Linked DNA regions of Homo sapiens: region 2 is linked to region 1. Evidence: chromatin loops called from intact Hi-C (ENCODE). Cell type or tissue: A673. All regions are shown on one strand. Each heading gives the region's core, and the rest is flanking DNA. Links, peaks and the distances in the headings are about the cores only. Region 1 overlaps TENM2 (teneurin transmembrane protein 2). Region 2 overlaps TENM2 (teneurin transmembrane protein 2).

Region 1 (11,954 bases), core at 2,696-7,695:
TGCCTCAGCCTCCTGATTACAATTACTCTTCATTTCAGTGCTTTCCTAGCTGGACTTCTTAACAAGTACATACAATTAGGAGGAAGGAAAGCTTAAGTGGGCCATGAAAAGGTCAGGTGAGTTTTAGGGATCCTGGACCCAATATCCTTATTACATAGCTGGGGCTTATGCTGACCCACTAAGATCAGTGCTAAGGGAGTTACAAGCAGAATTCAAACTCAAGTTTTTGTTACTGTTTTTATGTTTGACACGGGAGTATACAGCATGGGAGATCACCTCACCTCTGGCTCTGAGGTTGGTACTCAGAAGCTGTGGACTGTCAGCATATTTTGATTAAACACCTATCATGTGTCCACCATGTCACAGGTGCTGGGCATTGCCTGGGTCTGAAGATCTATCATCGCATCTGAGCCAGGTCCTTGGCTTCCTTCTGGCATTCTGTTTGACACTGATGAGTTCTGAGACCTTGCTGGCCTTGACTTGCCCACTTCCTCACAGCAGCACAGGCTCAGCATGAGATCCTCTTTTCCAGAATAACCCAGAGACTTCCTGGACTTGATTGAGTTGTAGCTTGCTTTGGAAAAGATTCCAACTTTTACAAAGTGAAATTTCCTATGCTAAGCAAACTCTATTTATATTTTATTGTATTCTGTTGTCAGATGCTGCAAGTACTTGAAAGGAGCTTGTGATATAACATATTCTTGATTGTAATATAGCATTGTAAGCACATTATGGACTGAATTACAACATTTCATGAGAAGAAAAGAGAAGTGCTACATTAAACGTACACATTATTCATAAAGCTTCTAATTCCAGGAAAATTAAACTTGAAAAAATTATTTTCCAGAATGGATGATCTGTAGCACATAGGTTCTTATAAGTCAAATACAGTTCCTTATAAATACATGGAAGATATGTGCCCAACTCATATGCAGGCCTAGAGTAGTAAGTTTTGCACAACCTGAATCAAATTAGGTCAGTCTTCTAAGAAACATTCCCATGTTACAATGCAACCAAACTTTAACAGGGCCTCTAGGCAGAGGAGTGGTTTTCCTCTCTTGGGTGGAGAACCAAAAATGTAGCACTCTTCATTGTCAAGGTGTATAGCAAAGCATAGATCATGAGGGGAGAGCTTACACAGAATGGCATGGCATATGCCATCCAGAATCCACTGTGCAGCTGCTTAGGGATAGGAGTGTTTCCATTTTCAAAACCACATAAGTTTCAGAGGTCAAGCTTAGCAAAGCAGCTTGAAAAGTGTGTACTTAGTAGGCTTGGGGAAAAGTTGGAAGCCCATGCCCTCATTTTGCCTCGATTATAGTTCTGCAAAAACCCTCTCTTAAGAGCTCCAAAGTCTATGCCTTATTCCCTTCCCCATTTGGACTATTGTTACCCTGGGCAAGTTCTTTAATTAACTTCTCTGTGTTTTAGTTTCACCATTTATAACACAGAGATAATTATACTTCAAGATAATGTGTGGAAAAAAATACCTCTCCATTGCACAATGAGAAGTGGACATGCAAGTTATCATGATTGTTTATTAATAGCAATAACATCCCACATGAACAGTGGAATCAGCACTCTTCCCCACAGAACTCAGAACCTTTGTCCTGATTAACTCATTATGACTGACATTAACTCTGAGATTTTGCTGGCGGCAATGTGGAGGGAGAGTATTACCTTTTGGCTAGGTTTCTTCTTGTCCTGAGGTCTTTTTATTCTTCATCGGCACCTCCTGTAAGTAACTGGGTTTGGGCTGCTCAGAAATTCCTGTCTGTGATAAATAAGGGAAATTTCAGACAGGATGGTAACTCCATAGCTATTCAGGCCAAAGAGTTGGTAGACCATTAAAAACAATTCACATCCTTCATGTTCTGGGTTTAAATATGCATATTTCCATGGTCTTACTCCCTCCAAAATTGGTCAGACCAGTTCAAGGTTGGATGACAGATGTGAGCAAATCAGCGTCAGACAAGTTGAGCAGACTTTAACTTCCTATATTGTAGTAGAAAATTCCTCTCATAAAACAACGAGGCGCACGTATCAAGACCCCTGCTGTGTCCAATTAGACTTCTTTAAAAAGGAACAACCTCTTTAACTCTGTGAGTTTCTGGGGGCTGTTTATCTTTTCCTTTTGGCTTATCACAACTCTTAAATTACCTTGGCATATGCTTCGTTGCTAGTATTTTCTTGTATTTTCTTTTTTTCCGTTGCCACAGGAAACAAACAAAAAAGGTTTTTTTGTTGTTTTTTTTTTTTTAGTAAGAGGCATTTCAAGAACGTGTTAGAGGGAGAAAGAATGTTGCTTAATGAAATAAAGAAGAGATAATTTCCAAACGCTTTTAAAACTACATAGTAGGACAATCATTCAAGTATGGGATGCACCCTTAAGCAAGATTAGGTCTTATGGGTGACAGAGGAACTAAGTTTGGTGTGTCAGCCTTGATTTCTTATTACCCTAGTTCCTGCGCTTCATACAAATTTAAGATCCAAGCAATTATGCCTAACGTGCTCTTGAATACGGTAAAATCATGCATTTTATGTAGTCAGTAATAAAAATACTGCAGTCGTTTTTCCATCCAAAGATACAGTCCCATTATGAATAATGAGTCCTAGAAAAATATAGCAAGGTAGTCCAATGCGGCAGCATAATCATTTATGCATCTACCAAACCTCTTTCACAGTTCAAGAAGTTTAATAGACGATCAATTCCTTGAGGGCAGAAGCTTTCTTATTTATCTTTGTATCTTTGTTACCCAGTAAGCACCATTCCTGGCACATCAAAAATCACAGATGATGGATGGATGGATGGATGGATGGATAGATGATGAATGGAGAAAAAATACTTCCCTCTTTTGGTCTTTGAAGTTTCTGGGTATTACCAGTGAAGATACAGAGTATAGGGCAAGGTTCTCATACCTAACAATCAGGCCAAACCAGCACGTTTAATAAAATGTTTTTTCATTGCCCTTAGAATAAAACCCAGATCGTTTATTGTGGCTAGTGTGATGTGATTTGGCCACAGGCTAACATTCATAACTTCAGCTCCTTCCATTCTCCTTTTCTCTCCCCACTCTGTGACTAGACTTCTTTGCATTCTTTGGAAACATCCAAACTCTTTCCTCTGACAGCCTTGTACTTCCTGTTCCATCTGCCCAGAATCTTTCCCCCTATCTTTCCATGGCTGGTATGGTCATTCACTATACTCAAATATCATTCCTTGGATACCCCTGCCCCATCCAAATTTGTTCCCCTCCTCCCTTTCAGTATCCTCAACACCCAACAGTGCCCTGCACTTAGTATGCACTCCATAAATATCTGTTGGATGGTTGACAAATTATTGTGCATATTTTGCAAATATTTAATGTTACTATTGTATATTTAACTTAAAAATTACTGAGGTTTTTCTTCTTCCCAAACTCCAATTAAAAAGCAAACAACCAAAAACTCAAAACAAAGGTGAAAATGTTTCTTTTGTTTTATTCTCGTAACTTACTAGAAGCTAAGAGGTTGCCTCTTCTACTCACCCTGGAAAGAAGGAAGGAAGGAAGGAAGGAAGGAAGGAAGGAAGGAAGGAAGGAAGGAAGGAAGGAAGGAAGGAAGGAGGGAAGGAAGGAAGGAAGGGAGGGAGGGAGGGAGGGAGGCAGGGAGGACGGAAAACTTAGAAAAGACTGAATTAAACAAAGCTTAAGAAAAACAGAGTCGTAAAACTTCTCAGGGCCTTTAACATGTTTATGTGAACTGAGACTTTCTATTAGAATAGAGGCTTTACTTCTCAAAGTTATTTGACCAGAGAGCATTTTTCCTCCTCCTCTCCCTCCTCCTCTTCCTCTCCCCCTCCTCCTCTTCTCCTCTTCCTCCTCTCCTTCCTTCTTCTTTCTCAGAGTACTTTTGAGACTAATCTTTGATGGCATACATTTTGGGAAACAATAAAGTAGGAACCACCATCTGCTGAGCATTTTCTGTGCCCTAGGCACTGTACTAGGCATTTTAAGTTTGTCACTTGCTTTGGTTCTCGTCCTTTCATTAATGAAGGAAATGAGCCTCACAGAGTTTAGCTAACTTGACCAAATGCATGTAACCATCAAATCAAGCACAGCAGCTACGATTTGAACCATTGCTGCTTGATTCCAATGGCTTTGATCTTCTCACTGCTATGTACTACTTCGCAAAATATTACTTCTAATTAATTAAAACAGAGGTTCTCACTCTCAAATACATACAAAGCTTATAAAATACAAACTCCTGGACCCTATGCCAGATTTATTTAATTCACTATGTCTGAGTTGGGATCCAAAAATTTGCATTTCTAGCAGGCTCCCAGGTGATGCCTGTTTCTCTGGCCTGGGGCCCACATTTTGAGAACCATTGACTTAAAGCCCTGCGATTCCTGTTTAATGATCTTTGCAATAATGTTATTAGAAGCTTAAGAAGCTGAAGACTTTTTCAATTAGTTTATACTGCCTTTGTTAATGCAGAGAACTAGATAACAGGGAGCTCAACAATTCATTTCAATTCCACAAATGTTTATTGAGCATCTACTGTTATAGACGTTATGCAACATACAGGAAATCTGAGATAACTAAGACCAGGTACTTGGCCTTAAGGGTACTTTAGTCTAGTTAATGGCAGCATGAGGTGGATGAAGCTTTAAGAAGAACAAAAGCAAACAGATGGTTGTGAGTCAGCAGGTCAGGCAGTCTGATAGATGTCGACCCAGTGCCAGCATGGCACATCGCGGCCCTCCCCACCTGGGCTAGAGCTGGGACTGGGGAAAGCCTTCCCACAGAGATGGCACCTGATTGGCATCCTAATCATGATCAGTAGTCAGCTGGGGTGGAGGATTTTAGGAAATGCCAGCAGCAAGTGCAAAGGCTTGGAGAGACGAGAAAACATGGGGCCTTTGGGGAAAGCTTGAATAGCTAAAGGAAAGACTAGCACACAGATGTGTCCAGATTTAGGTTAGCAGAGGGGAATGACTGGATTGAGGCTGGAATCTGGCTGTGAAGGCCCTTGTCTGCCTTCCGTGGATTATACACAAAAGTCAGAGCAATGTTTAAGAGAACTCATGGTTGAGACATGTGGCTTCCAACCATTCTTCAGGCATGCATTCCTTTCATAAATAACTTTGCAACCCTACTGGCTGATGAGGGCGGTACAAAGAGGATTGAAACACTGAATCTGTCCTCTAGGAAGAGAAATAAAACATTTACAATCTAAAATCCAATACAAAGGTGGAAATGTGCCCTTATTAAAAAGCACGGAGACATAGGAAGAAGTCCTGGAACAGCAAAGAGGGAAAGGTCACTCCATTTATGATAACTCTGGTAAAAGAGTCAAAGATGGGAAGCAAAGCAGGTGCCATTATCAACCTCGCAATACCTTTATGGATATTTTTACAGATGGTTCTCTTAGTCACCTCAAAGAGTGCCAGGATAGAAGCTGGGAAGTGGAAACTCCGAAAGCTGTTAGAGAGGAATTGCCTTTAGAATCACGCTTGCTTTTTCCTCGTTGCTAAAACGTCCAGAAAATAGCTAGCATGTGCGTTTCCCCAGCCTGATTAAAGAGTGCATGTGCAAGCCTCTAAATAATTGCTGCATGAATCTTTATAACCACCCGAAATGAGCTTAACTCGGTTGGTCTACGATGGCAGAAAGGCTTATAATGTGAGGCTCATCATTCTATCACGCATCAAAGAATGGGAGGCAGAAGCCCTGTTCCATTCTCCCCTCGCTTCCTGATTAATCCACACTTTTAGAATATGAGTAAGGGCTGACTGATGAGCTGGTTTAGTTTAGCTTTGTAGGATTTTTCCTCCAATTTAGCAAGCAATGAGGACCCGCACTATTTCTACTCTTTCATTTGGCTCTTAAGTCTCATTTGTGCCATTAGCTGAACTGGTACCTTTTTTTTTTCCCTCCTGCTCAGAATTCAGAGACTTGTCCTTCTCTTGTAATTATAAAGTGCTCACAATCAAGACAGCCCTGGTAAACTTTTCTTTTTGGCACAAAAACAATATTAGCTAAAGAGCTGGTTGTAACACAGATGCTTAGAAAAAGTAGGAAAAAATCAGGTCTTAAAAAGATTTATAAACCCCATTCCAGCTTGTATTCATCATCTTCCTTTCTTGCTATACACCCTGGAGAATAAAGGATGCTATTTACAATGATCCCTGTCAGGAGATGTTGAATACAGACTTATCTGCCTGCCAGGTCACAATTACCTTTAAAATCTAAATGAAATGAAGGAAGAGAAACCGCATTTTTCCCAGTAATGGGATATTCCAGCCATAGTCTCATTGGCACCCACAGTCTTTGCCTCATTTGTGAGGGCTGCCTCAGGTTTGTCAAAGGGTCCTTATTTTAGAAGAAAGATATACAGATATATAGATATATAGATTGATAGCTAAGTAGGTAGATATAGGTAGGATGGTATGGAGAGAACGAAACAGAGAACTAAGTTTATGAGCCTGGGAATTTCAGTTGGGTAATCCGTAGTAAATTGTTTTTTTTTTTTTTTTTTTTGCATCTGCTGGGCACCGGGTACTACCTTAAACATTGGAAGCAGCATGAACTCCAGCCCCTTCGTGGTGGGCAAAGTGATTGGAGAGGCAAGAGATTTGCACACAGAAGACATGACTTCCCCCTACCTCCTGCTGATCTGGGTTTGTCATTGAAGAGCCCTTTGCTATAGCATTGCTTAGGACTCCTTAGTTTACTCAAACCTAATGAAATGTGGTTTTCCTCTCCATAAACCACCTTTGGATGTTGCCAATAGAGAGAATAATTTACTGCTATGGTTCTCAAATTTTGGTCCTCACAGACAAACAACATCACCAGCTCCTGGAAACTAGTTAGAAATGCAAGTCCTCAGCACTCTACCTCTCTCCTTTCCCTGGACCTAGGGAATTGGAAATTCTAGGGGTGGGGCCCATAAAGCTGTGGTTTAACCAGCTTTCCAATGAGTCTAATATATGCTAACGTCTGAGAAGCACTGATCTAGTAGCTTGGACTTGCTTAGCTATCCCTTTAAGCTTAAATTGGCAGCCTAGGCCAGTCACTGGAATCACCTCAGGAGTTTGAAACAATGTAAATGCCGGGATGCCAACCCAGAAACTCTGATGTAATAGGGCCAGGCAGCAGCCTGGACACCACAGTGTTTAAAAGCTGCCCAGATGCTCTTGAGAAAGAGTTCATATGGAAGCAAGTGTAAGAGGAGCTGGGGGAGAGAGACTGGAGATGTACAGATATTTAGTTGATTACTGCAAGACCTAAACCAGGCTCTCAGCATTAAGGAGAACCTTGCCTAAGGCTAAGTCACTGGGTATAGGAGTTGCCAGGGACTTCATCAGGAAAGAAGGTAGAGAGCCATAGGCTGGATGAATGTGGAGGGAAATGAGAAGGAGGAGTCAAAGATAGCTTTGAGTTCTTGAGCATGGCTAGTGTGATGAGCCCTTCTTAGGAAAAGCAAGAATGGGGATTGGGAGGGAAGGAGATCTTCGTTTGAGCGGGGGATGGGAAATAAATTTGAATCTGAAAAGGCGTGGATTGGCTCGATGGTCATATCCAACAGACAGCTGAAACTTTGGGTCTGGATTTCAGGGAAGAGAGGCAAGAGGGAAGAAAAGAATGGAAGGGAAGAGAAGATAGAGAGGAATGAAGGGAGGGGGAAGAAGAGACAATGAGAAACACTGAGAGAGATTTTGCATTTTTAAAGCCTGTGACAAGAATTCCATTACTGAAAGAAGAGCATTTGCTGAAAAGAGAAAAGAGGAGAAAGAGGACCGAACCTCCAATAATGCCTGCATGTGCAGGGGAAAAAATAGAAAGAGAAGAAGAAAGCAAAAGGGGCAAGAGTTAGGAGAAGAGTCACGTTAATGTCGCATTATCAAAGCTAAAGAAAGAGTAGGTTGGGGGATGGGTGCAGGAAAGGTCAATTGCCAGCAATACCAAACGCCAAAGACAGGCAAGGAGGGTGAGATATTTCAGGCAAGAAGAAAGCTTGCAAAGTCATCATGATAGCATAGTAATAATAACAATAATAATAATAATTGGTGTTCACAATGGATTTATCGTGTGCCACGCTCCTGGCCAAGTGCCTTGCGTTAATTCAACAACAACTCTCCAAGTATTAGGTATCCCCATTTTGCAGATGAGGTAACAGAGATTTTAGGTACCCTGCACAAGGTTACACAGATAAAACGTGGTGGAGTGAATTCAGGAAGTCCAGCTCCCGAGAGACACCTGACCTCTCTGTGGAAACCAGAGTGACTCATTTAGAGGGCAACACTCAGTGTGGGTGGGAAAACCAGTAGGTGCCGGAAATCTCTGTCCATGTGGATGAAAACATCTCCCTGGTTGTTCCAGACAGAGTTCTATTGCACAGGAAGCAGATTCCCTTTCTGGAGTGAATGTTGCTGGGCACATGACCAAGTGCCCATTAGGATGGAGCGAAAGAACGGCATCCGACTCTTACAAAAAGTTGACATCTGAACAAAGAGAAATAAAAGCAAGTATGTTAAATTAATTTGAAAGGTCTTGTTTAAATCCACTCACGCAAAGACGTTCTCAATTTAAGGCTTTTATTCTACCCTAACCTCAGTTAGTTAGTGTGGCAGCTCAGAGCACATTCTGGATGATGCCAGGAAAAATTCATTTCACACCTGAAATGCTTAGATCTCATGCCGTTTCTTACAGTATCTTTCTGTCTGTGCCCTCAACCCACTAAAAAAAAAAAAAAAAAAAAAAGGGGGGGGGGGTTTTGGAAAGGAAAGGAATGATATCTTTCTCCGGAAACATTGCACTGAGGCAAACGTTTTCCCTTTGGTGCATTAGGAAGCCCTTAGATGAGAGAAGCTGGTGAGCTATGAAACAGCATTGGGACTTCTCTTGCAATTAAAAAAAAAATTATCAAAGCACTTTCCATACATGAAACCACCGTCAGTTATGTGGGGGAGGAATTATTATCTGTGTATCATGAAGGTGGAAATTACGGTACTGAGAGGTTAAATGATATTCCCAGCAGGCAAGAGAAGAAACTTTTCCAGGCTTGGCATGAGGACCTCTCTGTTTGTATATGTGTTCCCATTAGGGCTGCTCTGATGATCCAAATAAAAGTTGGGAGTGGGGGTAATGATTTATAAGCCCAAGGTTTTTAAAACATCATTTCTCATGTTTGGAAGTGAAAGTTGGCTGTGAGAATTCATCGAAAATGAGCCTGGATAGATGAGGCTGATGCAGATTAGTTTTTGAAGTGGAAGGACTGGAGGATTGGCCTTGTTTTCAAACGGCTAATTTTCTTGTTAATCACTGCGTTGGTTAATAACCACCTAGTTATGACCGTGGCAGAGAAAGACTGTCTGAAATAGGTCAAGCCTTCAGTCAGCCTGGCGTGTCCTGTCTTGATTGAAGGCTCAGGAAGCAGGAAGACTGGAGTGATTGGGGTGGGGGGGTGAGGTGGGATTGAGGCCTTGAGAGGAGACAGCAGTGACCACCTGGGGGACTTTTCTGTGGGAGATTGACAGGACTGGATGTACTCCTGAGGAGTCCTGCGGGGTGGGGGACAGGAATGTAAAAAAGGCCTGAGATGTCTTTTTTGGAATATGTGTGCCTTTTAATTCCTTGAATTTTTTTTCATTAATAACATGAATTAGATATGTTTTTTCCTACATTCTAAGAACACGACAGAATAATTGGAATATGCATGTGCAATTTAAGAAGACAATGAAAACCACCCAAAATTGAACACCCAGAGATGATCACTGTTACCCTTTTGATATATAACTTCCTTTTCTCTTTCTCTTTCTTTCTCTTTCTCACACGCTTTTTCAGTTTATCTTAATAGGTCCTGACTGAATTGTTAGCACCTACCACGGTTCCTAGCACATGGTAGATACTCAATAAATGTTGATGTAAGGATGAAAAAAATCATATTTATGATTTGTGGTATAGAATTATATAATAGGTATTACCTAATTCTAGATCATTACATATTTTTACAGTTTTCAAATACCAGGCTGAGCTATTACCTAAGGACACTTCTATCATATGGAAACATACAGCACCATGAACCAGCACGCAGTGACACTGTGGTCTAGAGTTTGGGTTCTGAAGTCAGTCTGCCTGGATTGGAAACCAGACTCCAACACTTAACTAGCAGTTCTTAATCTGTCAAGTAGGAGCAATACTCATAACATCTCATAACATTATTGTGAGAAGGAATAAATTAGTGCATTGAATGGGCCTAGCACCACACCTGGTACAGTCATAATTGCTTGGTAAATAATAGTTATTGATATTATAGTATGTTTTTAAATATTATGCTAGAGCACCGTATTAATGTTCTTCCATCATGCTGGCACATCGCAATTTTTAAAAATCTACCCCCTTTTGACAGGCATTTTTGTTGCTTCAATTTTTTGTTATGTAAAATACTAAATAGATCCTCTTTATATAAGAATTTATTTGCATATCTATACTTATTTCCTTATAATAAAATTGTAGAGGTAGAAATATAAGATCGCAGGCAATTAATCTTTTTATAACTTTATATGTTGCCAACAAAATGTGATATTAGCATAGAAAGCAACGGTGTATGAGCGAGTCTGTTTTCCCATATCCTAAGTAATCGTCCTATCCTTTGCACATTTTATGCAGGCTCATTTTGAGGAGCAAATCCCCTTCCATTTCTTGAGGCCATCTTGGGTTAGGCTAAGTGGAATTCTGCCAACATGCAACAGATTTTTAGGAGCAGGTTCTGGGTGTTTGTGCATGAGAGTGGAGTGGGGAGTGGGGTGGGGTGCATGGGCATGTACCCTCTGTCCCAAGAAGCTGCAGTGAGTATGAAAGATACCAGACTTTCACCCTCAGTAAATCTAAACACTCAAAGCAAAGTGTAAAAAGTGCTCGACAACTGTTATAAAGGATTTGGAAACTGTCTTCTCAAGGTGTGGACTGGGGTTGGAATCTGGAAGGCTGGCTGGAGAAAAGAACTCTGCTTCTGTCATTGGTGCAGTTGGTTGCCTTGTCGTTTTAATTACCTTACTCTTCTCAAGATCAGATTCAAGGCCAATCCAGCCTCCTCGGCCCCTAGCTTCTGCCTCCGCGACACAGATAACATAACTCACTTCCTAACTCACTTCCTGGGGCTGCCCCAGCCTAAGAGGATTAATCCGTCCTATGGAGTTACCTCCTCAGGAGGAAAACTGATAAGACGGTTGTAAAACTCCTGGGAGAAATGGAATGAGTTGTATAAATAAAGTGTTATGGCAGCCGACTCATCGAGAATGAGACCCGATGTCACTTAAATGTTTTGTCACTCTCTGTATCTTATGAAGGGGAACCTGTTTTCATATTGCAATACTTCAGCTCTGCCTGGAAAGTGATCGTGTGTGACAGTTTGCTTTTGTACTCCCCCACTTTATATAAAAGGAGCAGGACATTTAGGTTGGCTGTATTTGTTCTGAACAGGAAAACAAATCTGGCATTTTTACATATTATTCTGTACTCCTGGGAAAAACAGCTTTGACAGCCTAAGGAAAAGGCAGTTCAAATGGTAGTGATTCCCATGAACGTTTTGTTGCACTTTAAGTAAATCTACCATAAATGATAAGTATTTGAGATGATGGATACATTAATTAGCTTGACTCAATCATTTCATATTGTATACATATATCATAGCATCACTTTGTACCCCATGAATATGTACAATTATAATTTGTCAATATTCAATAACATTTCAAAAACAACTAGAAAACATATATATAAAAGATGCCTTCATGCAAGAAAAGAGTAAATCTTATATTTGGCTGGATGGTGCATCCATTCAGCTAATAATAATTGTACACCTACCCCAAGCCAGCACTGTTATAAGCATTGTGAGCTCAAGAGTACCCAAGAAAGATGTGGCCTCTAAGCTCACGAAGCTTCTCTTCTAAAGTGAAATTTAAGATTTTG
Region 2 (11,954 bases), core at 4,611-9,610, 120 kb before region 1:
TTGTACACCCATGTTCATAGCAGCTTTATTCACAATAGCCAAAAGATGGAAGCAACCCAAGTGTTGGTCAACAGATGACAGAATACACAAATGTGGCATACACATACCACAAAATATTATTCAATCTTAAAAAGGAAGGGAATTCTGACACATACTACAACATGGATGAACCTTGACGATATTATGCCAATTGAAAAAACCAGACATGAAATGGCAAATATTGTATGATTCTACTTAAATGAGACATCTTAGAGTAGTCAGATTCATTGACATAGAAGATACAATGGTGGTTACCAAGTACTAGAGAAATGATGGACTGCAGGGTTATTGTTTAATGGGTATGGAGTTTTGGTTTGAAAAGACAAAAGACCTCCGGAGATGGATGGTGATGATGGCTGCCCAACAGTGTGAATGTACTTAATGCCATTGAATTGTACACCTAAATATGATTAGAAATATAAATCTTACATATACTTCAACACAATAAAAGAGAACCACTATATTTTATGCTAGATAGAAAGGAAGCAAAAGAATAATAGGGAAAAGAGAAGAGGCTACTGCTGTAGTTTATTATTAAGACTATGATCACTTAGTGGCAATAGAGAGGCAGAGAATCTCAGGATTTAAAACATTTTAAAGGAAGAGGCTGCAGGACTTACTTGTGGATAACATTCCAGTTCTTTGTATTTTGAACTCTGATATACTTGAAGTCTGTAGACCACACTTGTGGGGGTAAAAGACTGGCAAAATCCCTTTGACTGGCAGATGTGTTTAAGCTTGATGTCTTGGTGCATGACAAGGAGAGCTTTATTTTTAAACTCTTCAGTAGTCTTGGATGGAGTATGGGAGCTATTGCTGTTGACATGTGAATATTTGCCTGAACTGTCATACAGCAGTCATATGCTCAGTGTGAACGTGGCTTGTCTTGAGATTTGCAGTGATAACTAGCATGTGGCTAGAGTTGTTCATTCTCTCCCTTATTAGTAATGCGCGTCTTCCATTAGCATATGCAACTAACTACTCCCGTTCCCCTGTGCTGTGTTGACATTCATTGTAATGATTTATTATCCAAGCTAAATAACCCTCAATATGAAACAACAAACATGCCTATGTTTGTGTTTTCCATTGGTTTTGTTTTCCCTTTCTGGCTTCCACATAAGTAGATAGTTCTTTATGTGATGATTACATGCTATAGAAACAAGCAATGGGAAAGCCCACTAGAAAGGTTAAGAATGTTGGTAAGGTTTATTTTTAAACTATTGAAAATCCACCAAACTTAGTGACATCCCCCATTAGTGCCTTGGAATTTAAAAAAATAATGTAGATTATTAGGAAAACGTTTGTTATGTGCAAACACTCCATATAAGACTTAACGATCTACGAAAGGGCCACATTTGGGCTTCCTATGGAGCCTCCAAAGCCCTTAGAAGCTTTATTTTATTTATTTGGGATGTTTCCACGATTATCTCAACCATCAGGAGCTCATAATGGTTATGAAGTGGTAGAGAGTGGTGGTGGGGATCCCAAGCTCTAAAGTTAGACTGCCTGAATTTATATACCAACAAAGCCACTGACTGTGTGACCTGGGATTATTTACTTAAGTTCCCTGAGCCTCAGTGTCCCTCTTCTATAAAATGGGAACATTAGCCATGCCTTTCTCATGAGATTCTTGTGATGATTAAGTAAGATAATAAATGTAAAGCTCTTGCAACAATGCCTATCTTAGAGTAAGTTCTCAATAAATGTTAGCTGTTATTAGAAGTTCTCAGCCTCTGTTCCCTGTAACTTGGGAGACGGGATGTATAGGTAAGAAGGAGGAAGATTCTAGAGGGTGCGGCTCATGGTCACTTTCTTCCCCACATCTCCTAAACAGCAGCTCTGTTTTTGGTATCAAAAATCTGAAATAGTGTTACTTTACAGTTAAATCAACAGAAAGTTGTTCAGTTGATGTTGAAAACTATGGAATCTCCTTTTTAAAAAGGTAACTTTCATGATCCACCTCTTAATGCTCTCAGTTTTTATACTCTGTTTAGTTTTTATTGACATCTCTGTCATGGGGCAGCTCATCTAGACAAGTTTATTGAAGGCAAATGATAGTGATGACTATGGTGCTTTGCACACAGATTGTCAATAACAATCTGGTTGTTTGGGGAGCACTTAGAAATGTGGTTCATGCATGTGTGAACCTCGTCAGTGTAAGTTTTGTGCCATTTAACTGATAACATTTCATCCTCACTCACTCTGGTCATTTTATTTTTTATTGAATGTATGTAGTTACATTTTGGTCACCATGATAACATTTAACATCATTTTGGACACTGGGGCCTTTTCATTGGCTAATGATAATTTCTGTATGTTAACATCACAGAAAACCAATTGCATTAGATTTTATCCAGTTAAACTACCTTACCTGGCTTACTATGGCAGTTTTGTTTTCTTGTTTTTCTGTCCAGTTGCCACTTAAAAACTAAACTGGTTATTCTTGCCGCAGGCTTTTCCCCAGTAGAAAATTGTTATTGGTGTTTTGTAAGTATCGTATTCCATTCAAAGGTAAAAGGCTCCTTCAACTTCCCATTTTTCCTGTGATTTTTTTTCTATACTATGTCTGCAAATCAACACTCCTGGGCTCAATTAAAATATGTATTTAGTCACTGGACTTGCAGAGAAATGATCAAACTTGAATAGTAATACCCAGGCTATTGCCTATGAATACAAGGATTGTGTCCATTGAGGGATGGCTTTCAAGACAATGGCCAGTGAACCCAGGATGCCTGTGGGATTATTAGAGCTTGGTGTGGGTCTAAACCTGAAGTTTGCTAGTTTTTTTTTCCCCAGTAAAGACAGAGTTTGTTGTTCACTAAATTCACAATTGTATGGCTAGAATGTTCACATGGGAAATTCAAAGCTACTTTCTGTCTTCCCAGTGTCTAGTGATCCCATCTGCCAGAAGTTTATTTTCCCAACATGTGCTCCAAGGACCTAACACATTGCATCAGGATAGCACTAATATTTGTTGAGTTCTTACTATGTGTCAAGCTCTCCAGTCCTGGCTGTGGAAAGAATGATGAACAAAGGTAGGCACAGCCCCTACCTCATGGAGAATCCATTCAAAGGATTGGAAGAGGGAGTGATGTAGTCGTGGGAATCAATTGGGCAGAACAGCAAAGGCTTAGTGATTAAGAATGAGTATTCCAGACAAGGAAAGCAGGATATACATGACTCTATGGCAAGTTAGACAGGTGGCAAGTTAGACAAGTGGGGAACAAGGAGAAGTTACGGATGGCTGCAGCCAAGGAAAGCAAGGTCCAAAGTGATTCTGGAGAAGCGATAAGAACCAGTCCACCTAAGCAATGTTAGGAGCTTTGTCTTGACTTTTTATACCAACCTTAGTGCAATAATAGGTACTACTGATATTCGTTTTCCAATGTTTAAGCAAAAGTGGTAAACTAACTTCATTCCTTACTTAGGAAGTGGCAGATGTGGGATTTGAACCAGAACTTGCTCTTGTAACCACCACGTTGCACTTCGTCTGTAAGATGCATGCCTAAAATTTTTATGGAGTTTTGACTCACAGCATTATTATCCAGTGTCAATGTGGTCTTCCTGTAGGGTCTGTTACGTAAGTCTGCCATTGGTTTGCTTTTCATTAAAAAGAAATCTAACTTCTGGAAGAGTAAACGGGATACAACACAGTAAACTTCTGAACAGCTTTGGTTATCTGTACACTGAATCCTGGGTCTCTAAGACTCAGAGGGGGGCTTAAAATGAGGGTTTGAGGGCTGTTGGTCCCACTGGGGAGGACCATGGCTGAGAGAGGATAGTACAGCTTTCTTGGCAGGTTCCAAGTTGTAAAGCCCAAAATTAGAATTTAAAGGAGGCAAAAATTGTGTATCAGAAAATGTTTCAATGCACTCAAGGAATAAAAATAACCTGAGATTTAATATGAAGAGAAGAAAGAAGAGAATAAAAGAAGAAAGGAGAGGGGAGAGAGAAGAGAGAAAAAGAGAGCAACATCACTACATTATAAGGCTACTTCAATCGGTCACTCTCTCTCTCTCTCTCTCAACTTTTAGTCTGAAGCTAAACACTTGATAGATTAGCCCAGCACTAAAGAAAATGCCCTCTTTTATGTGTAAAAGCTTGGTAATTGCTGCAGAAAGATACTTAGTGGATCCTAATATTCATATAATCAGATTAGTTTTGAATCCTACCTCAGCAGAGGATGTTGGAATAATCCAGTTCATGCCTGTTTACCTTGTCTGTGTGTTCACTTTTTTTCTAGTCATTTTATCTTTTCCGTTGGACTCAGTAGGTGCTAGCAACAAAGCTACCCCAGTATCTTAGAGAACAAGTCAAGTACCAATTCAAAAAGGAAGGAAAAATAGTAGATTTAAATGTTTGAAGAAGAGTAGGGTTTTGTTTGTTATTTTGTTTTTGCTTGTTTGCTCCTTTGCATTCTTGGTAACAATTGAAACAATTCTATGGCTCTCATCCTACGCTACTAAAATTTTGTTGGGCAGTTAACATCTCAATTCATAGGCAACAGTCTCATGACCAATCCTCTCTGAGCTTTGAACATATGGCTGCATCTGATGGCTTCGCTAATTTCACCAGGGAGAGTTTTAGAAGATCTCTATTTGAGGGGGCAGCCATTACACAGATGAGTGATACACTGCTGGAATTAATTATTGCTTGCCAAGTTTAAGGATTGATTCATTCTAAACTCAGAGCCAAAAACTCATCTTAAAGCTGAAATGTTTTTGATTCGCTGGTTCCAGCTCCCCTTCACAGACCCTCTAACCTAGCGCCATGTGTGTTTTGCTGTTGAGGGTGAACTACGTATCTGAATGCCCTAGTTTGAAATGCGCTTTCTAATTATATAAATATGGTGGCCATACAGTACCTGGGACTTATAATTAAGGATGATCTTACCTTGCAACTCCAGGCTTCCTTTTCTTCTGTGAAAGCTTCCTTTCTTCCTGAAATGAAAGTGGCATTTCAGCCATCTGTTGTGGGCTGCTGTCAATAAAAGAATCCAATCACATTTTACCCACATGATTCTGCATGAATAGTAAACTTGGTCTTTATAAATTAATATGTGTTCCCTGGAATTTAGGAGTGGTCTTCAGTATTTCTGAACTTTCCTAAGATGAATACCACTTGAGAAAATAATATATCAAAAATATTATAATAATTGCTGGAATTTAATGGAGAAAAGTGGCAGAGATTATGGGTGAAAGCTACAGGTCAGTTTTGGAAATCTACCTAAAAGCATGTCAGTTGGGTGAGCTTTTTTCTCTGACCAATGTATCACTGTCAGGACATCACACTTATGGCTTGATTAGCTTTTTTAGGCAGCATGGCTCTCTATTCATTGTGGAAGTTATCCCAGTGGGCATTCTCCTAGGTTTCCCTGGGGAAAGGGTACAGGCCAACTTCTCTCATTTTATGTTAGGACTTTGAAGTCTGACGTTTTCAATTACATACCAGGCCCGACATTTTCTTTGAATAAAACACTTACCAAGTATCAGACCCACTTTTTTTTTTTTGCAGTTTATAATACAAAAAGCACCCTATTAATAGTTTGCTTCATATAGATTGTCACCATGCCAAGTTTAAGCACCTATAATAGCCAGGCTTGCATGTTAAATAGAATCAGTATTCTGTTAACCAGAAGAACAAATAAAACCATTCTCAGTTTTCCATATGTTTAACCTCCTTGAAACTACTGACAGGTCTTTTATTTTGGAAGTATATTTTACACGGAAGGAGACTTCCTAAATATGATTTAATTCTTTTCTTTCCTCCAGAGAAATAGGATTTAAAACTTTGTACTTGTACCCTCCAGAAATGGCTCAACCAAACAGAGTCAAAATATCAGAGCAGTGAAAAAAGATGCTATATTGTTTCAGACTCAAGATCTGTCTCTTGTGATAAAGAGATTTAAATTCTCACTGCTCACCAAGCAAGAGCCAATCTGAGCCATGGAATATATTGAAATGATAGAATGCTTTCAAGTTTAGCATTTGTGTGTGTGTGTGCTCCATGGTTGAAAATTCTGTTTGAGAAATATGGTTAGACTATTTTGACAATTTTTAACCTGCTTAAATTGGATTTTTTAAAGTGCACAAATTGATGTTCTGCCTACTTGGAGAATGTTTTAAAGATATCAAGACTTCAAAGAAAAACAGTGAGAGTAAATCAGATGCAAACATCCCTGTATCCATCCTAGCAAAATTAGTTTAGTATTTCCTAGGGCGATGCTAAATTAGAATGATGCTCAGGCATTAGGGCAAGTACCACTGGTAATCATCGTTTTTGTTATGGGGTGGGAGGTGGCTGAGAAAAGAAAATATATTTTCCTATCTTGTAGGAATCACCAAATGACATCAACTTCATAGATATTTTCTGAGGTTACAATTGAGAATTCTTAGTGTCCCTGCCACTGTCATGGATAATTGTGTCATTTTCAAGTCTCTTGGAATTTGGGGTGTTGGGTGGCCTTTCTTACCCTTGTTGTTCTTTCCTGTCCTGCTATTTGGTCATCAGATATCATTCTCTCTCTTATTGCAGGGTAAATTAGGTCCTGAAAATGGCAAGGAGTATTAGACAAGATTTCGGCTCCAGAAGCTGAAAGCATTTTTTTTTTAAATGAAGCCAGAGAGATGGAGTGATCTGCTTGATAATAAAGCTTAGCTTTAATGCCAGCTCCATGCTGTTACAGCATATTACTAAACAGCAAGAACTGTGGCACAGATGTTGTGGCGGCCATATTTTACACCATGCAAAAGGTCATGTCGCTTGTTATTACATTCAGAATCAATATTAAGTGAGCGTTCCAAATTTCAGCTGTCAGTTGAATTTATTGCTGCAAACCAAAGCTGAAGGGTTCTCGACTGTGATTCAAGCAAGCTAACAAATTAACTAATATAAGGGCATGCCTAGAAGATGCAGGTGACCCACATGCCAACAGCAAAAGCTTGGTTCTTACATTGCTGCAAGAAAGAGCTGCTCCAGCTGCCAACCAGAAACAATTGTCATCTCAATAATAAAAGGGAGGGAGGGAGGGAGGGAGGAAGGAAGGAAGGAAAGAAGGGAGGGAGGGAAGGAGGAAGGGAGGGAGGGAGGAAGGAAGGAAGGAAGGAAGGAAGGAAGGAAGGAAGGAAAATTAATTCTCAGGTGGAGTTAATTCAGGTGGATGAAATATCCTGAAGGCAGCTTCTTGAGATAAAATATGATGTATGCCTATCTATCTGACAATGCTCAAGATCACAGTTAACACCCCTTAGAGTTTACTTGCATTGCCAAATTAGTCCAAGGATCTGGCCACCTACCCTTACTCCATGGTCTTCTTTAGACCTAGACGTGGATGCATTGACCCAGGTGCTAATCGGACTATCCTTTTCATCTCACCATGTATCATCTCAACAGCTACATTAGGGAGAGTCTTTCTTATAGTCAGCTCTAGAAAAGGTACACAAATATCTAATAGATGAACATCCATTTAATTCATACATGGATACCCCTGGGTTGCCTAAGATGGTTTATTAAATGGAATTTGAGAATTCCAAGTTAATGAGAAGAAACTATAGGTAATATCCAATCACTAGGTCAAGAGGGGATGACAAAAGTCTCAGAAATGCCATACCAGTGGATTCTGTGCATAATGGTGGATGAGTAGGAATTTCGAGGACTGTCAGCAGCAAGCCTGAGTCCCCATGCCCATGGGTTTCTCTGAAATAATTCTCAAAACATATCCTTAAAACTGTCTATGTCCATGATAGTTTCCCCCCAGTGCATCTGTTAAGACAGTGAGTGTTGCCCAATTTGCAAGTTGTCCAAGGTATGCACTGGGGCTTATTTGGGTGTGAGATTTTTTTTTATTTTTATTGTTTTTGAGATGGAGTTTCACTCTTGTTGCCCAGGCTGGAGTGCAATGGCGCAATCTCGGCTCACCGCAACCTCCACCTCCCGAGTTCAAGCAGTTCTCCTGACTCAGCCTCTCAAGTTGCTGGATTACAGGCGTGCACCACCACACCCAGCTAATTTTGTATTTTTAGTAGAGACGGGGTTTCTCCATGTTGGCCAGGCTGGTCTGGAACTCCCAACCTCAGGTGATCTGCCCGCCTCGGCCTCCCAAAGTGCTGGGATTACAGGCATGAGCCACTGTGCCTGGCCAGGGTGTGAGGTCTTACAAGACCACCTTGAAACCAGTAAGCAGGAGGAAACCAGGTTGTGTGGCCCTTGTCGGATGGAATTTCTCTCTTAAGAATTTCCCATCACAGTTGGAAAAAAATATCATGAGATTTTGTACAGATAAATAAGTCTCCAAACTGCTGGTAATGCAGAACTAGGTTTAACTGGGGCCCTCAGCTTCCTGACAAAAGCAGGACTCACTTTTGGGTGTTGACTCTTATTCTGCCTTCTGTGACAAACACCAGTTATAATTTTTAATTGACTTTACTAGAAGTGTTTAGGAAAAAAATCTGTAATTCTAGTAAATAAGTACTTCAGTCAAGGACTGTTCATTATTCAAGATTCAATAAACATTTTCTGAGTACCTACTCTGGGCACATTCTGTGTTCAGTGTTCTCGGATTAAAAAAAAAATAAACAAGACATGGTCCCTATTCTCAGAGACTGGGAGAGAAACAGGCATATACAAGTGAATACAATGCAGTGTAGTCAGATGTAGTTTAAAATTCTGTTACCTTAGACCCAGCAGGTTTATTTCTAGGAATTTATCCAGAGAAACAGTGTGCAAAATTATGTTTAAATGAATGTTAATTGTATCATGGTGACTGGCAGCTACATAGGTGCTCAGTGACTGTTTATTGAGTAAATAAATATTATTTTGAACCATTTTCAAGAGCAGAGATGGGAAATTCTAAATGTAAAACAAAGAGGGTTGGTTAAATATGACATCTACAATTAAAATAATTTGGAGGAATAAATATTTGTGAAGAATATTTAATGGCATTAAAAAGAATTCCTAAATATATTGTTAAGTGAAAGAAGCTTACAAAATAATATATGAATTATGATTGTGGTCCTGTGAAAGGAAAAAAAAATCCACACACACACACACACACACACACACACAGAAGAGAAGCATTCTTATCCTATATGACTAAATCAAGTGATGGTTGGACTAAAAAAGTAAAGCAAGGAGTCATAAAATTCAGACTATATATATCAAATGTTTTAACTTAAATATAGAAAAATAGGCCAGGCATGGTGGCTCATGCCTGTAATCCCAGCGCTTTGGGAGGCCAAGGCAGGTGGATTGCTTGAGTCCAGGAGTTCGAGACCAGCCTGGGCAGCAAGGCGAGACCCCATCTCTACAAAAATACAAAAATTAGCTGAGCGTGGTGGCGTATGCCTGTAGTCCCAGCTACTTGGGGTCTGAAGTGGGAAGATTGCTTGGGCCTGGGAGGTCAAGGCTGCAGTTAGCCATGGTCGCACCACTGCACTCCAGCTTGGGCAGCAGATGAGACCCTGTCTGAAAAAAAAAAAAAAAAAAAAAAAAAAAAAAAAACCATATATATGTATCTATATATATATATATATATATATTTTTCATTAACCTTATGCTACACTGATCTTAAGGGGCAGGGCCAACCTTTCTCTTTGAGTGTGGGATTGTTTCTTTCTTGCATAAACCACTCCCATTAGGCAGCATCTATGATTTTCTATTTCGGTTCTTTAAAATAGAGCAAGAAATTAAAAGGCTTACAAAGAAGTCTGAATCCTGACTCCTTCTAGATGTTTACATGTTCCCCATCATTTTTTTCCAGTTGTATCCATACCTAATTTGACAGCATTGTTTGTAGCAATTTGCATGCATTGAATGTTTTTCAAAAGACTGAACTTAAGAAAACACTTTGTTTTTACACTATTTTATGAGTTCATGCTATATTTAACTGAATTGTGAAATTAGATTAAAACAAAACTGGCATAAATAAGTTTGAGAATAAACACAATTTACAGGAGTAGAAGGGGGAGGGTTATTAAAGACTGGCCTACAAGCTGCATGCTATGCATATGTTTATATGTTTTACAGAGGAGACAGAGAGTGTGAGCTAATCTAAGTCAACCAAATGAAAGTCCACTGAGGCAGCTTTGGGTGTGTATATTAGCAAAGGAGAGAGAAGACAGTGATGGAAAGAATGGAATCTCAATGTTGATAGTGCTTATCTCTGGAAGGGGAAATTATGATGGATTTGTATTCTTTTTCTCTTTTCCTATATTATTTAAATTCATACAATGAATAAGTATACTTTCAAAAGCAAATTATTCATTTAATTAATTTATTTTTTAATAAATAAGTATTAGAAATAAAAGATGTAATGTGCCTAGCACTGTGCTATTTGATCCAATCAGTGTTTGGGAGGTGGTACGACATATTTGTTAGCAATGCTCTCTTTGTATTTGGGTTCCCTGGCCTTGAATCTCAGCCCTGGCACGTTTTACATGTGTGATTTTGAGAAAGTTCCCTTGAAATTCTCTATAGTGTCCCCGTTTGTATAACTGCAAAATAGAGATAACAGTAACAGTGCCTAACAGCCAGGGTTGTTGTGAAGATCAAATAAAGCACATAAAAATCTTAGAAGAGCATGTGATATGTTAAGTGCTTATATGTTAGCTAGGTCTTGTTTAGTATTATTTTTCTTATGTCAGAAAAGGGGCTTAATTTCTAAACAGTGAGCCAAAGCTTAGCTCTTCATGTCATTCACAGAAAAAAAAATGCAAGTAAGTAAATTATTAAGTAACAGCATGTGTGTGCTTGTCCGAATTCTGTGGGATAGGGGTTGGAAAATTATAGTCCATGAGCCATCTAACCACCAGTTGCCTGTTTTTGTAAATAATGTTTTCTTGGAACATAGCCCTGCCATTCATTTCTTGGCTGGTCCTGGCTGCTTCCTTGCTGCCACAGTGGACAGAGTTGAGTAGTTGCACCACATGGACTGCAAAGGGTAAAATATTTGCTATCTAGCCTTTTATAGAAAAAATGTGCTGGCCCCTGCTGCAAGGGATCCATCAAGGTAGTCTCCTTGTAGGCTACAGTAAAAAGAGAAAGCTTGGTGAGCTAAAGAAGATTTGAAGAGGTGGGAGGAAAGAAAACCCTGAGATATGAATCCACATCATGGATGCATGGATTCTGCTGAAACCAACAAGAGCCATTTATGTGGAGGAGAAGTGTTCTGAAAGAAGAAAAAGTTTGGCCAAGTAGGGTAGGAACTAATATGAAGACCTTTCTTGACAGCAACAAAAGTATTTTAGGTCTAGTGTGTTGGGCACTGAGCCATTACAGAGTGTTGAACAGGACAAATACAGAGCATGGCTTAAAGGAGATTATCTGACAGTGGTATGCACAGGGATTGTAAACCTGTAACTGGAGAGTAACTCGGTACCTGCTAGAGTCATATGGTTGTGAGAAAATAGGGTTTCAGCAAGAGTGTTAGTGGGAGGGGATAGAAAATTGAATTTCATATAGTCCTTTAATCCTTATAAGAATGATTTCCCACAGTCTCACGAAGAAAACACTTGGGTTTTTTTCCCTAGGAATAAGCACAATAGTATATAGTCAACAGCAAAATTTATCATTGTTAGCAGTATAGCACAATTTTTCCTACAAAAGGAATTAAAATGATAACTACAAAATGGGATACTTAATCTGGGTGAAAATGTAGAATAGGCTTATGATGCCTTTCTTTGAAAGTCATGTGTGTGTGTGTGACTGCACAAGATTTAGTTTGGGGAAGCAATCTGAAAACTATCTTACTTCATCAGGATGCCTTCTATAATGGTAAGATCTTACCTTGCCAGTTGTCAACGTCTGATCTGACTTGCTCTCTACTTAGCCCTTGGCTAATGGTGTAAGCAGCATTAACGCATATCAGGCTGTCACCCAGAGTTCAGAGTTTCTTTAGAGTCCTTTATTGTGGTACAGAA

Evidence for each region. A loop is a pair of places that touch in the nucleus more often than their neighbours do. Peaks named below come from ENCODE experiments on the same cell type or tissue, not always from the same donor. Only the 100,000 strongest peaks of a DNase experiment are listed, where the experiment ranks them.
Region 2: a loop joins it to region 1, with 7 times the contacts of the local background. A loop is called at or near these places in 1 of 110 quality-filtered maps.

Annotation. Positions count from the first base shown.
Region 1 is chr5:167,891,387-167,903,340 of GRCh38, forward strand. All of the region lies in intron 5 of TENM2 (teneurin transmembrane protein 2), which reads left to right. Among named protein-coding and RNA genes, the nearest start is that of TENM2-AS3, 56 kb to the right of the region's middle. In A673, for the core only: a CTCF peak has its summit at 5,155; DNase peaks (open chromatin) are centred at 3,185, 3,755, 4,375 and 5,105; H3K27ac peaks cover 4,898 bases.
Region 2 is chr5:167,767,090-167,779,043 of GRCh38, forward strand. The region is part of intron 4 of TENM2 (teneurin transmembrane protein 2); the gene reads left to right. Among named protein-coding and RNA genes, the nearest start is that of TENM2-AS4, 110 kb to the left of the region's middle. In A673, for the core only: no CTCF peak of the experiment used is centred there; a DNase peak (open chromatin) is centred at 7,022; H3K27ac peaks cover 3,531 bases.